Regions from separate parts of the Homo sapiens genome. Here all the other regions are linked to region 1. Evidence: read pairs that join two places in POLR2A ChIA-PET (ENCODE). Cell type or tissue: HepG2. All regions are shown on one strand. Region 1 has its middle 63 kb from the start of PTP4A1. Region 2 has its middle 110 kb from the start of LGSN. Region 3 has its middle 92 kb from the start of LGSN.

Region 1 (8,000 bases):
TCAAACTCCTGACCGTCCACCTCATCCTCCCAAAGTGCTGGGATTACAGGCATGAGCCACTGCGCCCAGCCGTCATATTTTATTTGTAATGGGACACAGGGTATCTTCGAAGTCCTTAAAAAGAGATGTGCCAAATGTTAAACTGAGGGAGGCAGTTTTCAGTTGTTTAACTTTAGACTCATCAGGAGTAGAGTGGAAGAAATACTTTGAAAGTTATTTACATTCTTTGCTTAGGTTTTTGACATAGTGAATGGTATCTAGAAAAAGTCAAATTCAATCTTTTGGGTAGTTTTAAATAAAATAAAAATTTTGATTACATATTGATTTTTCTCATGGAAAGGAGATAAGTTCTTCTTGTTGTTGTTGGTGGTGGTGGTGTTGTTGTTGTTGTTGTTGTTGTTGTTTGAGACAAGTCTCGCACTGTCACCCAGGCTGGAGTGCAATGGTGGGATCTCGGATCTCTGCAACCTCCACCTCCCAGGTTCAAGTGATTCTCCTGCCTCAGCCTCCCAAGTAGCTGGGATTACAGGTGCCCACCACCACGCCCGGCTAATTTTTTGTGTTTTTAGCAGAGACGAGGTTTCACTGTGTTGGCCAGGCTGGTCTCGAACTCCTGACCTCGTGATCCACCCTCCTTGGCCTCCCAAAGTGCTGGGATTACAGGCATGAGCCACTGTGCCCAGCTCTTCTTGTTTTGTTGATGACACAATTTCCTTATTCATTCTGTTCACAAACAGGTTTCTATCTCTGATTGCTAACCCAGTTATTTTATAAATGGTTAACCTAGTAGAAGGATTTTAAGAGAACGGGCATACATGAAAGTTATCAAAAATAATTTGAACAAGCTTCTCTTCATTTTCTTCCCAAAATAAGAAAAATGGTCATAAAAACAGCTTGAGCTACCACTGAACATATATTGTTGCTCTGGTAAAGCATGTGTAATTTGGTTAGGGAGTCTGGTTTGCCCACAAATATCTCACTGAACATCTCAGAGAAGTTGATTTCCCTCAAAACAGAGCCTGAGACAAAAGTTCACGTGACACTATCTTACTAGTATCCCTGCAATCCCAGGGAAGCAGGAGTGAGGGAGTAGAAGAATGAGGAAGGGAAGATGGGAGAGCCAATATGAGGATGCCTTACCCCGACAAACCAGCCAAGACATTCCCACCTTCCCCAGGGTCCCCATGTATCTATACAAAGTACATTTCTCTCTCCATACCAAGTGAATGACCATTCGCACTACTCATAACATTGCCTGCCTGGAGAGAGGATTTCTTTTCACAACTGTCCCTCCGTCCTTGAGTGGAACTATAATGTGGTGGCAATTTACTTTCCACTATCGCTAATGTACTGTGAGAATTCATGTGTAAACTGGGCCAAGTTATTTCTTATTCCATCACTTAGTCAGAAGGGGGCACTTACTCCCCTCCCTTCATGAGGCCCAAGTGTGAGTTAAGGGAGGGTTATTGGTGCTACAGAGACAGATGACCTGAAAGTTTGAGATACATGTGCATATAATTCATTCATACCTTTTGAATATGGTCAAGCTGGATGCATATGTTTCATTTATATCATAAGTCTAATGATACACCCATCCAAACTTATCACTTACTGTATCTGATAACATCCTGATGAGTAGATCTAGTTGCATAGTCACCTGGTGTTCCACAATCAGGAACAGTTTCTATTAGAATCCAGTAAAATATCCAAAGCCAGTTTTCATATGAGACCATTCTTGTTATCAGCAGTTCCTGGACCTCATAAGTTGTATTGGCTCTGTTCATTTCAAAGCCTGATTCTTCATCCTTTCTGCCAAACAATGAGTACCTGAATTATCCCAGTAAATTTCCTTTATTTAGGTTAAGCAGAGCCTGTTTTTGTTTCTTACAGCCAAAGAACCCTGCTTCATAAAAATGGTATACTGTTCAGACAGGTTGATGGTAGTTCTGTCATTAATGCAAACTGAATTATGCATTTTTGTATAACATGTTATCTTCATGACATTATTGATCTACTAGAGCAAAAACATAAGAAACTGTTGAGTTTTCCATCATGCCCAAGAGACAAAAAAAAGCAACTTGGGTCTCTCAGCTCCATAGTCAAGCAAAGTAAAATACCACCACACTATTTATACCTAGTTGGATCCTAATTTTCCTTCTTTGGTTATTTCACAACCAATTCATGGTTAACTGTTCAATGTTACACATTTAACTAGTTCAAGAGTAAAATCACATATCTTACTCCAGAAATTATGCCAACTTCATATAAAAGAAAAATCAACTTTTTGAATGCTTTTCTAAGAATTATATTTTTGTACCTACTTAGGAGGTTAGTTTAGGACATTAAAGCTGAAAAAATATCAATACCATTCTTAGGCTCATTTTCCTCAAAAACAACTTCCTAAAAACTGGTTATAGAGATAGCCAGATGGCTGAAGAACAAAGTAGTAGTAAGACTTTTGATTGCCTTCCCTTTTGAACATTTAAAATTTTGCATTATGTAAACAGATACCTAGCCAAAAAATAAAATTTTTTAAAACCACCAAAAAATAAGCTAAAAAGTTGTATGAATTTATGTATCTTTATATAGTAGAATAATAAACATACATTAAAAATTATACTCTTAGGAAACACTAAATGATAATGTATAGGGATGCACACACCATAGCAAAACTATAAAGAAAAATAAATGATTAAAAGTCATTAGGGTAATTCACTTCAGTAGGGAGGGAGATGGTTATGTTATAAGAGTATTTCTGGCTGGGCACGGTGGCTCACGCCTATAATCCCAGCATTTTGGGAGGCCGAGGCAGGTGGATCATGTGAGGTCAGGAGTTCGAGACCAGCCTGACCAACTTGGCGAAATCCTGCCTCTACTAAAAAAACAAAAAAATTAGGCGGGCGTGGTGGTGCATGCCTGTAATCCCAGCTACTCAGGAGGCTGAGGCAGGAGAATCGCTTGAACCCAGGAGGTGGAGGTTGCAGTGAGCCGAGATTGGGCCATTGCACTCCAGCCTGGGCAACAAGAGCAAAACTCTGTCTCAAAAAAGAAAAAAAAAAAAAAAAGAGTATTTCTGGGGTGACTGAGTGAGGTGATAGTTACAGGTGTTCACCTTATAATAATTATTTATATAGTTTATTTGTATTCATATTATATTTAACAATATAAAATTTTGTAATAAAGGAAAAAAATTTTCTTTTTTTTTTTGAGTCAGTCTCGCTCTGTTGCCCAGGCTGGAGTACACTGGCACGATCTCAGCTCACTGCAACCTCCACCCCCTAGGTTCAAGCGATTCTTGAGGTTCAGCCTCCTGAGTAGCTGGGATTACAGGCGCACACCACCACTTCTGGCTAATTTTTGCAGTTTTAGTAGAGACAGGGTTTCACCATGTTGGCCAGGCTGGTCTCGAACTCCTGACCTCAGGTGATCCGCCTGCCTTGGCCTCTCAAAGTGCTAGGATTACAGGCATGAGCCACCACGCCTGGCCAAAAATACTATTTTTTAAGGATTTTTTTTAATAAAATGGGAAAATGTTCACAATACAAAATTCAATGAAATCGAGGATACAAAGCTCTCTATGCAGTATAATCTCAATTAGGTGTGCGCATGTTGTATATTTGTAGAAATCGACATTAAAATAAATATATCAAATATTAATTATACCTTTTAGTTTTTGTATTATTTTATATAGCTGCCATAGTTTCTTAAATGTATGATATAATAATGTGTAAGATGAAAATTTCGTTATAAAGGATGAAGTGATAAACCTAGCTTATAGAGTAAATATTAAACCTTAACCGTTTCAGTTCCTATAAACATAGGCATTTAATACGTTATAACAGTAAAATTTTAGAGCTAGGGGAAATCATAAGAGATTGTCTTCACACATGCCTCTGTTTTACAAATGCAGAAACTAAACAGTAGATAGGCTAGCTGACTTGGCCAAGGCCCCGGGTTAGTCGCAGACCTGGGATGGGGCCAGGTTTAGCACAGTGTTTTGCCCTTCCTCCCACACTGATAGTGCCTTGTATGGAGGTAGAACAGAAAGCCCTGCTCTTTAGGGAAAGTTTCACTAACTTTTCAAAACATGAGTATGTGATAATTATAATTAAGGACTATCACAAATGAAGTGTAAATTTATAAATGTAACCATCTAATAAAGCTTCGGTTAAAATTAATATTGGGGCAAGTTTATTTTTGAATTTTTTAAAGATAGAAAGAAACAACAACAAACCCTTGAGTTTCCAGAAGAACTGCCTGTATTCATTCATTTAACATACTAAAAGCAGCTTGTGACTGCCATAAAGTATGTCATTGCCGCCTTCAGTACTAAAAAAGTGGTCCAGTATATGAGGCAACTGCTCTAAATCATGCTTGTTTGGACAGGCTGTTTCTTAGTTCCACCTCATCTGCACTTTAGCCCCACTCTGTGCTGTGTAGACCCAAGCGATTTGCACAAACACCACATGATCCCAAAGGTACTTTCCCAGGGAGAAGGAAAAAAAACATAAAAGTTAAACTAACCCTTGTAAGTTCTAGTTACCACTTAATCTTTCTATGGTTTGACTACCTTTCTTTTTTTTTTTTTTTTTTTAGTTTTTTAAACACTTCAAGTCATAACTCCTCAGTATTTAATATTTAGATTTTTTTCCCCTTATTCTATTCCCCCAGAGTTAATCTCTTCTCCCCACTTTCGTTCAATATCTATTATGTGCCAGGCACCATCTTCAGTGTCAGGAATACAGAAATAAGCAAAACATGTTCTCTTCCTTCAAGAAGCGAATTTTTTTTTTTTTTTTTTTTTTTTTTTTGTTGAGACAGAGTCTCGCTCTGTCACCCAGGCTGGAGTGCAGTGACACAATCTCGGCTCACTGTAACCTCTGCCTCCTGGATTCAAGTGATTCTCCTGCCTCAGCCTCCTGAGTAGCTGGGACAACAGGCGCATGTCACCATACCTGGCTAATTTTTGTATTTTCAGTGGAGACAGGATTTCACTATGTTGGCCAGGGCTGGTCTTAAACTCTTGACCTCAGGTGATCATCCTGCCTCTGCCTCTCAAAGTGCTGGAATTACAGGCATGAGCCACCGCTCCCGGTCAAGATGCGAATTATTTAGAGGAGCAGCTAGACAGATAAGCTAATGATGGCAATAAAATGTGCTTGGTAGAATAAGGAGATCAATGGTGCTATGCTCATGGCACCTATTACTCTAGGAGTAACAATCAGGGCACTTAACACAAGTGCCTGGTTCTACATTCCCACCTCTTCCTGCAACACGCTATATCTATAAGATGATAAGATGAGCCCAATGGAAGCCCTACAAATCCTGATCCCTACTCTAGGTCAAGCTTATACAAGTAAATAGATTTCTTTTTTTTTTTTTTTTTTTTTTTTGAGATGGAGTTTCACTCTTGTAGCCCAGGCTGAAGTGCAGTGGTGCAATCTCAGCTCACTGAAACCTCCGCCTCCTATGTTCAAGCGATTCTTCTGCCTCAGCCTCCGGAGTAGCTGGGATTACAGGCATGCACCACCACGCCCAGCTAATTTTTGTACTTCATTAGTAGAGACAGGGTTTCACCATGCTGGTTAGGCTGGTCTTGAACTCCTGACCTCAGGTGATCCACCCACCTTGGCCTCCCAAAGTGCTGGGATTACAGGCATGAGCCACCGCACCCAGCCTCAAGTGAATTCTTAAAATGTAGCTTTGAGAATTTGAAATCATTACCTGGGCATTTTTAAAATTTTGACAGTTTATAGTTTACCTAGATGTTTTGGATTATAGACCCCCAAATCTAACGTATTAAAATTTTTTCTGAAACAGAGCTTATTATTTTATGGTTTTGAATTGTCCCTCAGAATCAAAATTGGAAAATATTTTTACTGTGTAATTTTTCTTATGCTTCTTACTGAGAAAATGACTCTCCAAATCTGAAGATGATGAAAAATACACATTGGGATTTGTTACTACTTATGTGTACACATTTGAAAGACAGTTTAAATCCACATACTATTTATGATGTTCTTGGCTGCAAGTAATTAAAAAAATTAATAATTCCCTAGCAAGCAGATGCAGATTGAAAAAATTAAAAGTGGTGAAACTGTAAGGATACTTATTTTACTATATGGCAAGAAGTATGGAGGTAGTTCTGCTCCTGGACTGGCTCAGTCGTCATTAAGGACTCAAGTTCTTTCCTTCGCTCCATGTTCTTTTTTTTTTTCTTTTTGAGACAAAGTCTTGCTCTGTTGCCCAGGCTGGAGTGCAGTGGTGTGATCTCGGCTCACCGCAACCTCTGCCTCCTGGGTTCAAGCGATTCTCCTGCCTCAGCCTCCCGAGTAGCTGGGATTACAGGCATGTGCCACAGCTGCCAGCTAGTTTTTGTATTTTTATTAGAGGCAGGGTTTTGCCATGTTGACCAGGCTGGTCTGGAACTCCTGGCCTTAAGTGATCTACCTGCCTCGGCCTCCCAAAGTGCTGGGATTACAGGCATGAGCCATGGAGCCAGCCTCATGCTCTCATTCTTTGCGTGGTGGCTTAGTCCTCAAGCCTTATCCTTCATTGCTGCAAAGTGGCTGGGGCATATCTTGACATCACATGAAGACCTAGAATCATTATCTTCCATGCCCCACTTTTTATTTAATGGGGAATATTTTTCCTGAAGTCCCCACAGAATTAGCTCCGTTGGCCACAGTTGCCTCTCATACCCAGGCATAAGTCATTCATTGTGCAAAGGGTATGAGACTACCATGATTAGCTTAGATCAATTAAGATAGGCTTTTATGAGACTGCAGAGGGGTCTATCTTCCCTCAGATAACATGTTGAAGGATAAACATATCTGAGATTTTGTTAGTATGGAAAAAGCAGTGTAAGGCAAATAGTTTCAGGGAAATTATACTCAAACTAAAAATTCAGTGTAAAATAAATACAACAACTTTACTACCCACAAGTTTTGGTATGATGCTTAGAATCTGATCTAAAATCCACTCACTCTATTCTTTCAGCAAACATTCTTTGATCACTTATTACACGTTGGGCACTGTTCTCCGTACTAAAGCAGAGAACAAGACAGATACGTATTTGTATTGGGAATGCTTTCAGCAGCAACTGACAGAATAGGAAATTAAAAGTGGCCAAACCATAGGGACATTCAGTGTTTGCCCAGAGAAATTTAGAGGGAGGCAATCCCTAGTCCATCTCCTCTGAAATATAACCAAGAGTCCAGGTTCTTTCTTCTCTGGGTCCTTAACGTGCTGACTTTTGTCTTTATTCTTTTCACTTCATTGTTCCATAGCTGTCATAGTTCTAAATACCTCATCTACTTTCAAACGAGAAAGAAATGGTAAAGGACACTTTTTTCTTATTATTGTCCCTTTTGCAAAGATTTAAAAACCTCCAGAAGCCTCCTATGCAGATTGCCATGAAATCTCATTGGCAGGATTGTGTGCCACACTGGTCTTCTCAAAAGCAAAGGAGTCTAGGAAGGTAATTATCCAACAAAGTGTTATGGAGCCACACACACTGCTGCCCCAGATAAAATGGGGATTTTTTTTTTTATAAGGGGAGCCATGGATAATGGTTACCCAATTACAATGTTTGCCGTAGTCCCCTTTTCCTGGAATTAATTCTCTGGCCACTTCTTGGAAAAGTAATAATAAATTAGGAGTACTTTTCATACTCTAGTTTTAAAATTATGTGTGAGGAATTTGTAGTGGTTCTTAATGTTGTTTTTGCACATTCAACTAGAAAAGCAATTGGCCAGGTGTGGTAGCTCACACCTGTAATCCCAGCACTTTGAGAGGCCAAGGCAGGTGGATCATCTGAGGTCAGGAATTGGAGACCAGCCTGACCAAGATGGTGAAACCCCGTCTCTACTAAAAATACAAAAATTAGCTGGGTGTGGAGGCGGGTGCCTGTAATCCCAGCTGCTCGCGGGGCTGAGGCAGGAGAATTGCTTAAACCTAGGAGGCAGAGGTGTCCGTGAGCTGAGATCCTACCATTGCAC
Region 2 (8,000 bases), 84 kb before region 1:
GCGGAGGTTGCAATGAGCCAAGATTGAGCCACTGCACCCCAGCCTGGCGACAGAGTGAGACTCCGTCTCAAAAAAAGAAAGAAAAAAAAAGAAAGAAATTATTCAATATGAACAATAGAGAGAAAATAGGGAAGAAAATGAACAAGTCCTTAGGGAACTGTGAGACTATAAAAAAAGTTCTAACATTCTTGTCCTCACAGTTCTGGAGGGAAAGAAAAAAGAGGGCATGAATGAAAAAGTAGTTGAAGAAATAAATATAGCTGAAAACTTCCCAACTTTGACAAAAAAGATATGAACATACAAATTCAAGAAGCTGAGTGAAACCCAAATGGTACAAACCCAAAGAAACCCACAGGAAGATACATATAATAGTCAAATTTCTGCAAATGAAAGACCAAAAAAATTTTTTGTTGTTTTGTTGAGACAGGGTCTTGCTCTGTCTGTCGCCCAGGCTGGAGTTCAGTGGCGTGATCTCAGCTCACTGCAACCTCTACCTCCCGGGTTCAAGCGATCCTCCCACCTCAACCTCCCTAGAAGTTGGGACTATAGGCATGTGCCACCACACATGGCTAATTTTTGTATTTTTAGTAGAGACAGGGTTTCACCATGTTGGCCAGGCTGGTCTCAAACTCCTGACCTCAGGTTACCTGCCCACCTCGACCTCCCAAATTGCTGGGATTACAGATGTAAGCCACTGTGCCTGGTCCCCCAAAAAAATCTTAAAACAGTAAGAGATGTAACAAAATATACCATTCTAATGTCCAGTGTTGATAGTGGGTAGGCTGTATATATGCAGTATATATGAGAATGGGTTATATGAAAACTCTGTGCTTTCTGCTCAATTTTGCTATGAACCTATAAATTATCTAAAAAATAAATTCTGTTAAAAAAAGAGATACCCATTTACCTATAGGAGTAAACAATTTGCATGATGACATTAGTAGACTGAGATAAGTTATGTATATATAACATATTACCTTTCCCTCAAATGTCTATACAAAGAGATACACACGAAAATACTATATATACAGAAAAGTAAAACTTAGAAATAAAAATAAGAAATAAATACTATAGATAATCAAAATACAATTCTAAAAATTGTTCAAGTAACCCCCAGGAAGACAGGGAAAAGAAAAATAGAGACACAAAAAACAGAAAGTACAAACAGAAAATCAAAAAACAAAATGGCAGACTTCACTCCTAATGTATCAATAGTTCTATTAAATGTAATTGGTTTAAATACCCCAATTAAAAGACAGAGATTGGCATAGTGGATTAAGAAAACATAAGCCAACTATATCCTATTTATAAGAATAAATAGTTTGAAAGTAAAATGATAGAAAAAATAGCATGCTAGCATTAATCAAAAGAAGAGTGGCTAAACTAATATCACTTAAAGTAGGCTTCAATCAGGTACAGTGGCTCACTTCTGTAATCCCAACACTTTGGGAGGTCAAGATGGGAGGATTACTTGATTTTAGGAGTTGAAGACCAGCTTGAGCAACACAATGAGATCCTGTCTCTACAAAAAATAAAAAATGAGCCAGGAGCAGTGGTGCCAATCCGTAGACCCAGCTACTCAGTAGGCTGAGGTGAGGGGATTGCTCCAGCCAGGAGGCCGAACAGCAGTGACCTGCGATTGTGTCACTGCACTCCAGCCTGGGTGACAGAGTGAGACCATGTCTCAAAAAAATAATAATAATCTGGGCAAAGTGGCTCATGCCTGTAAACTCCCAGCACTGCAGGAGGCAGGCAGATTTCATGAGTCCAGGAGTTCAAGATGTGCCTATGCACATGGCAAAACTCTGTCTCTACCAAAAAAAAAAAAAAAATAGCTAAGCATGTAGTCCTAGCTACACAGGAGGCTGAGGTGGGAGGATCACCTGAACCCCAGAGGCAGAGGTTGCAGTCAACCAAGATTGCACCACTGTACTCCATTCTGGGTGACAAAGCGAGACCCTGTATAAAGAGTAAAAAATAAAATAAAAATAAATTATGTAATAATAAAAAAGTAATCCACCAAGAAGAAATAATCCCAAATGTGCATATATCAAACAACAAAGTGGCAAAATACTTGAAGAAAAAAACTGATAGAACTGACCAGGCATGATGGCTCACGCCTATAATCCCAACACTTTGGGGGGCCGAGTCAGGCAGATCATTTGATGTTAGGAGTTCGAGACCATCCTGGCCAACGTGGTGAAACCCCATCTCTACTAAAAATACAAAAAAATTAGCCGGGCATGGTGGCGCATGCCTGTAATCCCAGCTACTTAGGAAGCCGAGGCAGGAGAATCACTTGAACCTGGGAGGCGGAGGTTGCAGTGAGCCAAGATCATGCCACTACACTGCAGCCTGGGCAACAGAGCAAAACTCTGTCTCAAAAGCAAAACGAAAGAAAGAAAGAAAAACTGAGTAAAATTCTAGCAATACTGACAAAGAAAATAAGAAAGAAGGCACATATTACCAATATCAGAAATAGGGGATATCACTACAGACATCAAAACTATAATAGGGAGCACTACAAACAACTGTATACATATAAATTTGAAATCTAGATAAAATGAATAAATTCCTCAAAAATAAAATAAAATAAATAAACTACCAAAACTCATCCAATATGAAAAGGATCACTTGAGTCTCCCTATAACCATTAAGGAAATTGAATTCATAATTTTAAGACTCTCATAAAAGAAATCTCCAGGCCTAGATATTTTCACTGGAGAATTCTACCAAATATTTCAAGAAGAATTTACACTGATTCTACACAATATCTTCCAGAAAATCAAAGAGTAAGGAACCCTTCCCAGTTTATTTTATAATGCTAGTATTGTCCTGAAACCAAAACCAGACACACACACACACACACACACACACACACATACAAAACAGTGAAATCTATAAACCAGTACTTGCAGAATACATATCCAAGAAAGGACTAATAACTAGAATATAAAAAGAGCTCTCAAAATTCACCAGTAAAAGCCAGGCACAGTGGCTCACACTTGTAATTCCAGAACTTTGGAATGAGGATTTCTTGAGGCCATGAGTTGAAGACCACCCTAGGCAATATAGTGAAACCCATCTCTACAAAAAGTTTAAAAATTAGTCAGGCATGGTGCTGCGTGCCTGTAGTCCTAGTTGTTTAGGAGGCTGAGGTGGGAGGATCTCTTGAGTGCAGGAGTTCAAGGCTGCAGTGAGCTGTGATGTGCCACTGCACTCCAGCCTGGGCAAAAGAGTTAGACCCTATCTCCATAAAAAAAGAAAAAGAAAAAAAATTCACCAGTAGAAAAATAAACAATTCAATTCCAGAATGGATAAAAGACATAAGACATTCTACTGATGGCTATAAGCACATGGAAAGATGTTCAACATGATTACCAATCAGGGAATTACGGATTAAAGCACAATGAGATATCACTACATACCTATCAGAATGGCTACAATGAAAAATGGTGACACTAAATGCCAGCAAGAATATGGAGAAACTGTATCACTCACAGAAGGCTATTGAGAATGTTAAATGGTAGTCTCTGCAGAAGCAGTTTGACAGTTTCTTAAAAAGCTAAACATGCAACTACTGTACAACCCAGCAACTGTATCCCTAGGCACTTATCCCAAAGACATAAAGACCAATGTTCATGCAAAAACCTGTACATGAATGCTTATAGCAGCTTTAATTCATTATAGCTAAAATCTGGAAACAATCCAGCTACCTTTCACTGGGTGAATGGATTAAACAAATTTTGGTAAGTTCATGCCATGGAATACTACTCTGAAATAAAAAAAAGACTGGACATTCATACATGCCACAACTTAAATGAATCTCCAGATAATACTACTTAGTGGGGAAAAAAGCTAATCCCAAAAGGTTACATACTGATTCCATTCATATAACATTCTTGAAATGAAAAAACTATAGAAATGGAGAATAAATCAGTTGTCGAAGTTAGGGAGCGGGGGAAGGGAGAAGGGAAGTAGGTATACATAAAAGGCAACACAAGAGATCCTGGTGGTGACAGAAATATACTGGATCTTGGTGGGTGGCTGATGGCTGTAAACCCAGCACTTTGGGAGGCTGGGGCAGGAGGATTGCTTCAGTCCAAAAATTCAAGACAAGCCTGGGCAACATAGTGAGACCCCACCTGTATAAAAATAAAAACAATAAAAAGAAATATACTGTATCTTGACTATATTAATTCCAATATCTCAGTTGTATTATATAAATAGTTATATTATATATGTGTATATACTCAGTTATATTATAGTTTTGCAAGGCACTACCATTGGAGGAAACTCGGTAAAGGGTACACAAGATCTGTCTCTGTATTATTCCTTACAACTGCAGGTAAATCTAAAATTACTCAATATTAAAAATGGAATTTAAAAACTTTTTTTTTAATGCAAGGGAAAGGACCACAATTCTCAGAAACTTGACATGATAAGAAAATACTTGAAAAGGTGGCAGTGCCTTCAGGTCATTGACTGTGATAGCACACATTTTTCCAAATTATGAAGAGTGGTGGTTGTTTCACACTGTATTTCATAAAAGATATTAACTTCCTAGCATCCAAGTTTTATGATCCTTAGAGATTTGCTTTTCCCTTTGGAATTCTGCAATTCTAATATAAATTAAATTTAAGCTGATCCAACTGGGAGTTGCTAAACTCCATAAACGCAATTATAGTCTAAAGAGATGCTATAAAATTGATATTAGAACTATGCAACCCTCAACTACTTCCCGCCCTCTACCAACTTCATATACACACACAAACGAAGTGTTTGCCATTTTTCCTTGTGCCTGAGTGTAACCCAGGTAACTGTAGGCTGCATAAAGTTATTTAGATTTATTTATTTATTTATTTATTTATTTTTGAGACAGAGTCTCGCTCTGTTGCCCAGGCTAGAGTGCAATGGCACAATCCCAGCTCACTGCAACCTCCACCTCCCAGGTTCAAGTAATTCTCATGTCTCAGCCTCCTGAGTAACTGGGACTACAGGTGTGGTGCCAATATGCCTGGCTAATTTTTGTATTTCAGTAGAGACAGGATTTTGCCATGTTGGCCAGGCTGGTCTTGAACTCTTAGCCTCAAGTAATCAACCTGCCTTGGCCTCCTAAAGCACTGGGATTACAGGTGTGAGCCACCACACTTGGCCCAGGTATTGGTTTTAAATTTTCCTTTATTAAGTGTATGTCAAGAACAAACTATTTTCTTGACATTCTGAATGACTGTGGCATAAAACAGCTCATAAAATCAATGTGTCCTGTCTTTTCATCCTTGATATCTTGGACACAACTAATGTCCTTTTATATTCATATGGCAATTCAGGACAATCAAATAAATAATTAACTAATGACTGACACCCGGAAATTTACAGACCTTTCCCTTTTTTTTTTTTTTTCTCCTGAGACAGAGTTTCTGTTCTTGTTACCCAGGAGTACAATGGCGCAATCTCGGCTCACTGCAACCACCACCTCCCAGGTTCAGCAATTCTCCTGCCTCAGCCTCCCAAGTAGCTGGGAGTACAGCCATGTGCCACCACACCTGGCTAATTTTGTATTTTTAGTAGAGATGGGGTTACACCATGTTGGCCAGGCTGGTCTTGAACTCTTGACCTCAGGTGATCCACCCACATCGTCCTCCCAAAGTGCTGGGATTACAGGCATAAGCCCCCATGCCCGGCCTCCCTCTTTTTCATAGTTACTTTTTCCACCCGAGATAATAAACATCATGGTCATTGCTATACCTCAAACTCGTATTTTTCCTTACTCAGGTGCTGGAAAACTAAAAATATAAGCCGAGGCAGATTATAGGAGAAAAAATAGGCTATTCCTGATCTGCCCTCACAATATAAAGTGTCTCAGTACAGATTCTCAATTTTTTAATGTGCTAATTTGAAATGTTTGGAAAACAAATACACAGCATAAAAATAGTTCACAGTAGTTTGCCAGTCAAATCAGTTCTCTTCAGTTTATACTCTCTAAGCCTTTTCCCAGCAATTCAGAGGTTTTATGGTGACTAAATTATTATAAATCTGTTTTCTCCTTGTGGGTAGTTTAGTTAAAATAAGATTATGAACAGGGACGCTGTCTTCTTGTGACCAGAGAACTATTATCATAATCAAATTACCAAAATGTTAAATATACTCTGGCTCCCTCAAAACTCTGCTCACATCTAAGAATCAATCTAAGATAATCAGTTTACATAAAATTGTAGCCAACACTAGAAACCCATTTTCTTCAAGTTATTGATTTAAAAAAAAATCTATTAATAGGCACCTAATTATCTATATATCCCAGTATTCAAAAAAATAACACAATAAATCTAGCATAATTATTTTAATTCAATATATAATTAAATTACGCTGTTTTTATCACAAAAGTAAATTGTCATTAAAAATAAAACAGCTATATTTGTGATTTTCCTCATGCTGAGAGCAACATTCCAGTTGCTGTAGGTGTTTATTTTCTTCTAACCAAACACTACTATTAATAACACCTCATAAAAATAAAACGTTTGCACAATAAAGCAGGTTCCCCAACCTACCTTCTTCCCTACTAAAATGCTGCTTGTGTTCCAGTTTGCATCCTCCTCCTTATTTAAGTAAAGCTACTTTTAGTTTTGTGGCTGGAATATAAGGTATTTATTTTCAGAACTGGACAAATGAATGAATACAGGCATAATTATTTATTATTTATTTATTTATTTTTGAGATGGGGTCTCACTCTGTCACCCAGGCTGGAGTGCCATGGCGCGATCTTGGCTCACAGCAACCTCCGCCTCCTAGGTTCAAGCAACTCTCCTGCCTCAGCCTCCCGAGTAGCTGGGACTACAGACGTGCACCACCATGCCCAGCTAATTTTGTATTTTTAGTAGAGACGGGGTTTCACCATGTTGACCAGGCTGGTCTCGAACTCCTGACCTCAAGTGATCCACCCGCCTTGGCCTCCCAACATGTTGGGATAACAGGCATGAGCCACCGCACCCGACCAGGCATAATTCTTTTAAATGAGCAGGACATTCCAGCACAGCCTTCACAACAACTTCTAGATAGACAATCTTGTGACCCAGAACTAGCTTGCAAATTAGGTGCTCCCATTTCTTCATTCACATCCAAAGAAATGTCCTCAAAGATTCATGGCTCATAGAGAAGTCAGGATCCCTGATGTTTCAGCTCTCATAAGATGAAATTTTCTCTAAGAAACTATGATGGAGAAAATTGTTCATTAAGAAAATTATAGCAGCTGGGCATGGTGGTGCACACCTATAGTCCCAGCTACTCAGGAGGCTGAGGTATTCCTGAGCTACCCAGGAGTTTGAGGCCAGCCTGGGCAGCATAGCAAGACCCCATCTCTTAAAAAGAAAAAATTACAGCAAATTCTTGACCTCAAAACCAAGTCTTTGCTAGACATTACATGAGGCTTCAGCAGTTAAGCAGTCAGAGAAAAGCATGGTCCCATTAGCACAAAGTCTGCAGTCTAACTGAAGACAATTAACAAGCAGGTATTACAAGTGGGAAAAGTGTGACAAAATTAGTAACAATAAGGTATTTGGATGTAAGTCTCACTTTTTTAAATATTGGGACTATATGAACCCAGATGCCATATTTTTACTTCCTTCATTGATAAAATCCTTTCCTCTCACTATTTTGGCTATTTTTTAATAAGAGATTTTATTGTATCTCCTCAGAACAAATATAAACAAAATCTATGAAAGAACTATGCTATATTATATATGAATTGGACCAGCCGAAAGTATACAGACTCAAACATTTCTTAAAAATCAAGAAATCTGGGCCAGGTGTGGTGGCTCACGCCTGTAATCCCAGCACTTTGGGAGGCTGAGGCAGGCAAATCACTTGAGGTCAGGAGTTCGAGACGAGCCTGGCCAGCACGGTGAAACCCCATCTCTACTAAAATCACAAAAATTAGCCGAGTGTGGTCGCGGGCGCCTGTAATTCCAGCTACTCAGGCAGCTGAGGCAGGAGAATCGCTTGAA
Region 3 (8,000 bases), 98 kb before region 1:
GAGGATACAAGGAAATGGAAGAACATTCCATGCTCATGGGTAGGAAGAATCAATATCATGAAAATGGCCATACTGCACAAGGTAATTTATAGATTCAATGCCATCCTCATCAAGCTACCCATGACTTTCTTTGCAGAATTGGAAAAAACTACTTTAAAGTTCATATGGAACCAAAAAAGAGCCCACATCGCCAAGTCAATCCTAAGCCAAAAGAACAAAGCTGGAGGCATAACACTACCTGACTTCAAACTATACTACAAGGCTACAGTAACCAAAACAGCATGGTACTGGTACCAAAACAGAGATATAGATCAATGGAACAGAACAGAGCCCTCAGAAATAACGCCACATATCTACAACTATCTGATCTTTGACAAACCTGAGAAAAACAAGCAATGGGGAAAGGATTCCCTATTTAATAAATGGTGCTGGGAAAACTGGCTAGCCATATGTAGAAAGCTGAAACTGGATCCCTTCCTTACACCTTATACAAAAATTAATTCAAGATGGATTAAAGACTTAAACGTTAGACCTAAAACCATAAAAACCCTAGAAGAAAACCTAGGCATTACCAATCAGGACATAGGCATGGGCAAGGACTTCATGTCTAAAACACCAAAAGCAATGGCAACAAAAGCCAAAAGTGACAAATGGGATCTAATTAAACTAAAGAGCTTCTGCACAGCAAAAGAAACTACCATCAGAGTGAACAGGCAACCTACAAAATGGGAGAAAATTTTCGCAACCTACTTATCTGACAAAGGGCTAATATCCAGAATCTACAATGAACTCCAACAAATTTACAAGAAAAAAACAAACAACCCCATCAAAAAAAAGTATTTCTATATACTAGCAGTAAATAATCAGGATTAAGTATTTTTAAATATCTTTGTTTTTCTTTGAGATGGAGTCTTACTCTATTGCCCAGGCTGGAGTGCAGTAGTGCAATTATAGCTCATTGCAGCCTCGAACTTCTGGGCTCAAGTGATCCTCCTGCCTCAGCCTCCCAAGTAACTAGGACTGTAGGTGCACACCATCACGCCCAGCTACTTTTTAAAATATTTTGTAGAGACAGGATCATGCTGTGTTAACCATGCTCATCTCAGATTTCTGCCCTCAAGTGATATTCCTGCCTTAGTCTCCCAAAGCACTGAGATTATAGGTGTGAGCCACCACACCCAGCCAAAAATATTTTTTGTAATGTCATAAATACATGAAACACTTAGGGATATATCTCAACAAAGATGTTAAGTGTTTCTTTAGATTAATGTAATCTTTCTTTAGATATATTAATAACCACAAAATGTAATCTAGTCAGTCTATTCAGGCTTTTTAAGATAGTTTTACATATATCTAAACTTCTTGATCAAGTATTTTAAGAAATTTTTACATATATCTAAACTTCTTGATCAAGTATTCACTTTACACAATTGTTACAAACAACCAATTTATATTTTGCTAAGTTTTAACTATTTCTAACCATTATGGTAGTCCTTAAATACCAGATTTGGGGTCAGATGACCTTATTTTAAATTTCAGCTCTGACAGTTAATAGCTGTATAATTTAAGACAAAAATTCTGATATTTCAGATCTCAGTTTCTGCATTTATAAAATTGGGATAATAATACTTAATAGCTCAGATGGCCTTGTGTTTTTATACAAACAGACTTTTTTGCTACATGATTTGGGTCATGTTAAATATTTCTAGTCTTTAGTTATTACCTCAGCCGGGTGTGGCAGCTCACACCTGTAATCCCAGCACTTTGGAAGGCCGAGATGGGCAGATCACTTGAGGTCAGGAGTTCAAGACCAGCCTGGCCAACATGGCGAAACCTCATCTCTACTAAAAATAGAAAAATTAGCCGGGCATGGTGGTGGGTGCCTGTAATCCCAGCTATTCGGGAGGCTGAGGCAGGAAGAACTGCTTGAACACAGGAGGCGGAGGTTGCAGTGAGCCAAGATAGTGCTACTGCACTTCAGCCTGGGCAAAAGAGCAAGACTCCATCTCAAAAAAATTAAAATAAAATAAAATAATAAGGTATTACCTCATCTATAAAATAGTACCTGTCTCTTAATATGGCTATGAAGATATGACATAAAATATTTAAAATGATTTAGAATAGTACCTGGCACTCAATACATGTTATCCTTTATAATGTTCACAAAAACGGGTACAGGTTTGACACATACAAAGTTTCATAATGTTTGTGGCTATAAGTCTTGTTTCCTATTATCTATAATTGGTCCATTCTAAACTCAGTAAAGTGTACATATTAGTCAAAATGTTTTGACTTTTTGTAGACATTCATTTAATCAAAAGTGGGACTCTATAATATTATAAAATTGAGTAAAGTCTTTATGGAATGTTTATATTAATTTTTAGTACGACTCTGAAATGAGATACCTGAGATCATTAGTTTTTTAAACTTTATTTAGCAGCAGAAACTTTTTTCAAATAAAATCTTATTCAGATCAATATATAAATATATATCAATGGTATAAAGCCAATAAAAGTTTTTCAGTTGAACTATAAACCCACAAGGCTAACACAATTTGGGCATTTATTATGTGCTAGGTGCAATTCTAAAATTACACTAAAGCCAGTATTGGCTCTGGGGCTTCTTTCTTGGAACCATAAAGTGCAATGAACGCAGTTTAAAACCTGCTCCTTGGAAATTGTTAAGCTATTCAAGGACAAGAACCTATGACATGTGTTTTAACCAAGTATTTAGTATGGTATTGGGCACTTAATAGGTGTTGAAACAATTTTGGTGGACTTGAGTAGCACAGAAAAAGCTCATGAAATCTTAATGACCCCACATGCTGGTAAATGGTTGCTGCCTCATGCTCCAAACATACCACTTCCTCAGGTCAAAACCAGTTTTTTTCCAATTCCTAAGCAACGAGGTTTGGCATAAAGCTAGGCCAGAAATGTCAGTACAGGCTATTTCTTGGGGATATTTAGAGACACCTACTGAGTTAGTAGGAAATGTAAATTGTGCCTAAATTTATCAGGATTATTTCTCAGACACACAACTACAGTTCATCTCATCTCCAAAGTAGCCTCAGGACTCCAGAAATACTCCAAGGGCCTCTTCCTAAAATTGACTAGAAATTTTGCCAGCTCTCTAAAGAATAATATTGACTGTCCCAAAGATCTCTTGGTCAAAGTCTATATTCGTGATTTGGAATTTTCCCAAGCACCAGGAATTACGCTGTGAGCTAACATTTACGCAGACATTCTCCCAGTTACTTTCAGTTTTCGGTTTTGTTAGTTATCAAGTAAAGGGGATAGCAGGTAAGGAGAAAGTAGGCAAGGGCATCAGAGATAAGTTACACTAGGACATAGCCTTGGCTTGTGTGTCATCTTCTTTCTACATGCCATATCTCCTCCATTACTGAATTTTAAGATCTGTCCTTGAAGACAGAGACTTGATCTATAGTTCTATTGCGCTGCTCACACTATTAATGGTAATAATAATAAAATTAATTTTTATTGAGGCCTTATGAAGTGCTTAATATTGTGCTAAGGCCAGGCATGGTGGCTACACCTGTAATCCGAGTACTTTGGGAGGCCGAGAAGGGAGGATCCTTTGAGCCCAGGAGTTTGAGCTAACCAAGACAACATGGTCAGACTCTGAGTCTACAAAAAATAAAAAATATTAGCTGGATGTGGTGGTGTGCACCTGTAGTCCCAGCTACTCAGGATGTTGAAGCACAAGAATCCCTTGGGCCCAGGCTGAGGTTGGTTGGGGCTGCACTGAGTCATGATGGTCCCCCTGCACTCCAGCCTGGGTGACAGAGTGAGACCCTGTCTCAAAAAAGAAAAAAAATTGTGCTAAAATACTTAAGCACTATCAAATGTGCAAGTATTCAATGAACATTTCGCAATTAAAAACTCTAAAATAAAATATCTTATGTAGAAATATTTCTGGGTAAGCAAACAAAACAAGTAGAAATAAAATGAGTTTTTATTTCTTCTTATACTAAAGGTAAAGAGAAAAACTTAAAATAGTGAATTTTCAGGATTGTTTTTAGAGACTTGAAATGAGGGCAGGTCGGGCAAAGTGGCTTACGCCTGTAATCCCAGCACTTTGGGAAGCTGAGGTGGGCAGATCACTTGAGGTCAGGAGTTCGAGACCAGCCTGGCCAACACGGCAAAACCCTGTGTCTTCTAAAAATACAAAAATGAGCCGGACATGGTGGCAGAAGCCTGTAATCCCAGCTACTCAGGCAGCTGAGGCAGGAGAATCACTTGAACCCAGGAGGCGGAGGTTGCAGTGAACTGAGATCGCCCCACTGCACTCTGGCCTGGGCAACAGAGCAAGACTCCATCAAGAAAGGAAAGAAAGAAAGAGAGATGAAAGAAGGAAAGAAAGAAAGAAAGAAGAAAGAAAGAAAGAAAGAAAGAAAGCAAGAAAGAAAGAAAGAAAGAAAAAGAGAGAGAAGAAAGAGAAGAAAGAAAGAAAGAAAGAAAGAAAGAAAGAAAGAAAGAAAGAAGGAAAGAAAGAAAGAAAGAAAGAAAGAAAGAAAGAAAGAAAGGAAGGAAGGAAAGAAAGAGGCAAAGAAAGAGGGAAAGAAAGGGAAAGGGAAAGAAGGGAAAGAAAGGGAAGGAAGGGAAGGAAGGGAAGGAAAGGAAGGAAAGGAAGAAAGAAAGAAAGAGAAAGAAAGAAAGAAAGAGGGAAGGAAGGAAAGAAAGAAAGAAAGAAAGAAAGAAAGAAAGAAAGAAAGAAAGAAAGAAAGGAAGGAAGGGAAGGAAGGAAAGAAAGGAAAGAAGGAAGGAAGGAAAGGAAGGAAAGGAAAGGAAGGAAGAAAGGAAGGAAGGGAGAGAGAGAGTAAGAGAAAGAGAAAGAAAGAGGGAGAGAAAGAGAGAGAGAGAAAGGAAGGAAGAAAGGAAGGAAGGAAGAAAGGAAGAGAGAAGGAAAGAAAGAGAAAAGAAAAGAAATGAGGGCAAGTTAGAAAGAAGAAATTGATCATAAAATCATGTGCTAAAATAAGTCAATAAGGTGAGAACAATACATGGGGTATCATAATCCCTATAAACCATTATACAAATCCTGAAAAAGTAAAAACAGTTTCTGAATTAAACTACCAGTGTTGAACACTCATATTAATAAAATGTAAAGCAACACCATACATTACAGAGGTTATGGATTATCATGGAGATCTGTATAATTAATAATAATCTATTATTATTTGACATGTAATTTTAGAGACACCATTGAAGCTTTACAAAATGAACTCTAAATGCAATTTCATTTCAACCAAGGAAACTGATAATCAAGAATAGTTATATTCTTTTCCTAAATTTATAAAACTTTTCTTCTAAGAAATGGATACACAATATTATGAAATTAATTTAAAAAGAAAGATTGGCTGACATTTATTACATAAATGGTTGTTTCTCCTAATATCTAATTTTTACTCCTCTCTTACTTAACAGATTTGTGACTGATGACATTGCTTTATGAATAGCATAAGCCCTGTTTTAACTAAGTGGATCATTGGGCTAGAAATAGAGATTCCTGTGCTGTATTTCTAGCTCTGAGTAGTTCTGTGACCTTAGGCAAACTTCTCAGCAGGAATCTCAAATTATCCTAATTAAAACTAAAATGTCATTTTCCACCCACTATATGTATTGCACAAAGGTTGTGACATGATTATCCCTCTTTTTACAAATAATTGAGTTACTTCATATAAAGGTAAAATGCCATAAAATTATTTCTACATTAATGTCATATTTAATAATCTGAAATGATTTTGCCTTAATAGGATAAGATAGTAAGTGCAAACAGAATAGAGTTCCGATTATCCTTTAAAGTTAGTAATTATTGTTAGAATATATACTAGCTTTCATGTGTATATATATAATTCATTTATATTCAACTAAATCACCATGGCTATCTTGAATATTAGAGGCAAGAGGATTCATTATTATATTCACCAATATATTCAGTATTGGTGGCTGTTATTAAAGGCTTGTAATTAATAGGGGGCCAGTCGAGAAGAGTGGCCACTGGAATCACAAACACTGTACTTCCTCTCCCATGTTCTGCTTCATAACTATGATCAAGTCACAACATCTTAGCCTCAAGACATGAAGATAATAATACTGTCTTAATTTTGTTTTGTTTTGTTTTGTTTCAGGAGAGCTAAATGGGCTGCTGGGTATAAACTATGTGGCACAGGGCCTGATGCACCTGAGGTGCCAAAAAAAAAATATTAGTCTTTATTCTTTCAAGAAATCCTATGAGATCCTTGATATTTTTGTTGTCACATACATCTGTAAAATATCCCCCCATTTCCTTGAGAACCTGTCGTTCAATAAGTATAAAGTTTCAGTTTTGTTAGATGAAAAAGTGCTATACATCATAATGTATATAATATTGTAGTCTTCAAAATTCTTAAGAGAGTAGATATGTATTCTTTAGAAAAAAACCCAAAGGGACACAATGAAACTTTAGGAGGTGTTGATTATGTCTATTACCTTGATTATGGTAATGCTATTACCAGTGTTTGCATATGCACAAACTAATAAAATTGTACATATTAAATATGTGCAGCTTTTTATATATCAATTATACCTTAATAAAGCTTTAAAAAAATAGAAAATGTGCTGGGCGCGATGGCGCGTGCCTGTAATCCCAACACTTTCAGAGGCAGTTCACTTGAGCTCAGGAATTCAAGACCAGCCTGGGCAACATGGCCAAATCCCATTTCTACAAAATATACAAAAATTAGCCTTGTGTGGTGGTGTGGGCCTGTAGTCCCAGCTACTCAGGAGGCTGAGGTGGAAGGATTGCTTGAGCCTGGGAGGCAGAGGTTGCAGTGAGCCAAGGTTATGCCACTACACTCCAGCTTGGGCAACAGAGCCAGACGCCCTTTAAAAAAAATTAAATTAAAAATGAAAACTTTAAAAATTTAAAAATGGAGACTTTTTAAAATAAAGAATAAAATAAAATATCCCCCTCAATTAGTTCATTTTCATACTGCTATAAAGAACTGCCCACAGGGCACAGTGGGACGCGCCTGTAATTCCAACACTTTGGGAGGCTGAGGCAGGTGGATCACCTAGGAGGTCAGGAGTTCGAGATCAGCCTGAGCAACATGGAGAAACCCTGAAACCCTGTCTGTAATAAAAATACAACCAGGCATGCTAGTATGCACCTGTAATCCCAGCTACTCAGGAGGCTGAGGTAGGAGAATCTCTTGAACCCTTGAGGCGGAGTTTGCGGTGAGCTGAGATTGAGACACTGTACTTCAGCCTGGGAAACAGAGGGAGACTCCATTTCAAAAAATAAAAAATAAAAATAACTGCCCAAGACTGGGTAATTTATAAAGGAAAAAAGTTTAATTGACTCACAGTTCAGCATGGCTGGAGAGGCCTTAGGAAACTTACAATTATAGTGGAAGGCAAAGGGGAAGCAAGGCACCTTCTTCACAAGGCAGCAGAAAGGAGAAGTGCCGAGGGAAGGGGAAAGAGCCCCTGACAAAACCATCAAATCTTATAAGAACTCACTATCATGAGAATGGCATGGGCGAAAGCGCCCTCATGATCCAATTATTTCTACCTGGTCTCTCCCTTGACTCGTGGGAATTATGGGGATTATGAGGACTATAATTCAAGGTGAGGTTTGAGTGGGGACAGAAAGCCTAACCATATCAACCCTCATTTCTTGAGATAGCTAGAGCGACTTCCACTGCCTAAAAGTCAAAAGAGCTTCTCCAATCATTATGCTTTGCTACTTCATGAAGTTCTAAATTGTTGATGCATTTTACTTTGCACATTTTCATTCGGTACTCCCATAGATGTTGAGTAGGTAGCGTTATGTGAACTCTCTTTAGATTCACCCGGGCATTTATTATTCTTACATCTAATACCATCAAATACATGGAGAATGCATGCATTGGGAGGAGGCCATTCATTGATCTAATAGATTAAATAAAATAAAACATCCAAAATGAAGCAAAAGGTCCTTATTCCCTGTTTTCCTGACCA

The links. ChIA-PET counts read pairs that join two places held together with the same protein. Peaks named below come from ENCODE experiments on the same cell type or tissue, not always from the same donor. Only the 100,000 strongest peaks of a DNase experiment are listed, where the experiment ranks them.
Region 2: POLR2A ChIA-PET joins it to region 1 with 6 read pairs; 3 of 35 experiments call an interaction of 5 or more read pairs at or near these places.
Region 3: POLR2A ChIA-PET joins it to region 1 with 7 read pairs; 3 of 35 experiments call an interaction of 5 or more read pairs at or near these places.

Annotation. Positions count from the first base shown.
Region 1 is chr6:63,505,878-63,513,877 of GRCh38, forward strand. It overlaps a transcript of LGSN not described here. Among named protein-coding and RNA genes, the nearest start is that of PTP4A1, 63 kb to the right of the region's middle. In HepG2, a CTCF peak has its summit at 1,431 (motif pointing right); DNase peaks (open chromatin) are centred at 1,425, 3,975 and 4,414; H3K4me3 peaks cover 581 bases.
Region 2 is chr6:63,421,658-63,429,657 of GRCh38, forward strand. It overlaps a transcript of LGSN not described here. Among named protein-coding and RNA genes, the nearest start is that of LGSN, 110 kb to the left of the region's middle. In HepG2, no CTCF peak of the experiment used is centred here; a DNase peak (open chromatin) is centred at 5,384.
Region 3 is chr6:63,408,028-63,416,027 of GRCh38, forward strand. It overlaps a transcript of LGSN not described here. Among named protein-coding and RNA genes, the nearest start is that of LGSN, 92 kb to the left of the region's middle. In HepG2, no CTCF peak of the experiment used is centred here; a DNase peak (open chromatin) is centred at 3,204; H3K4me3 peaks cover 936 bases.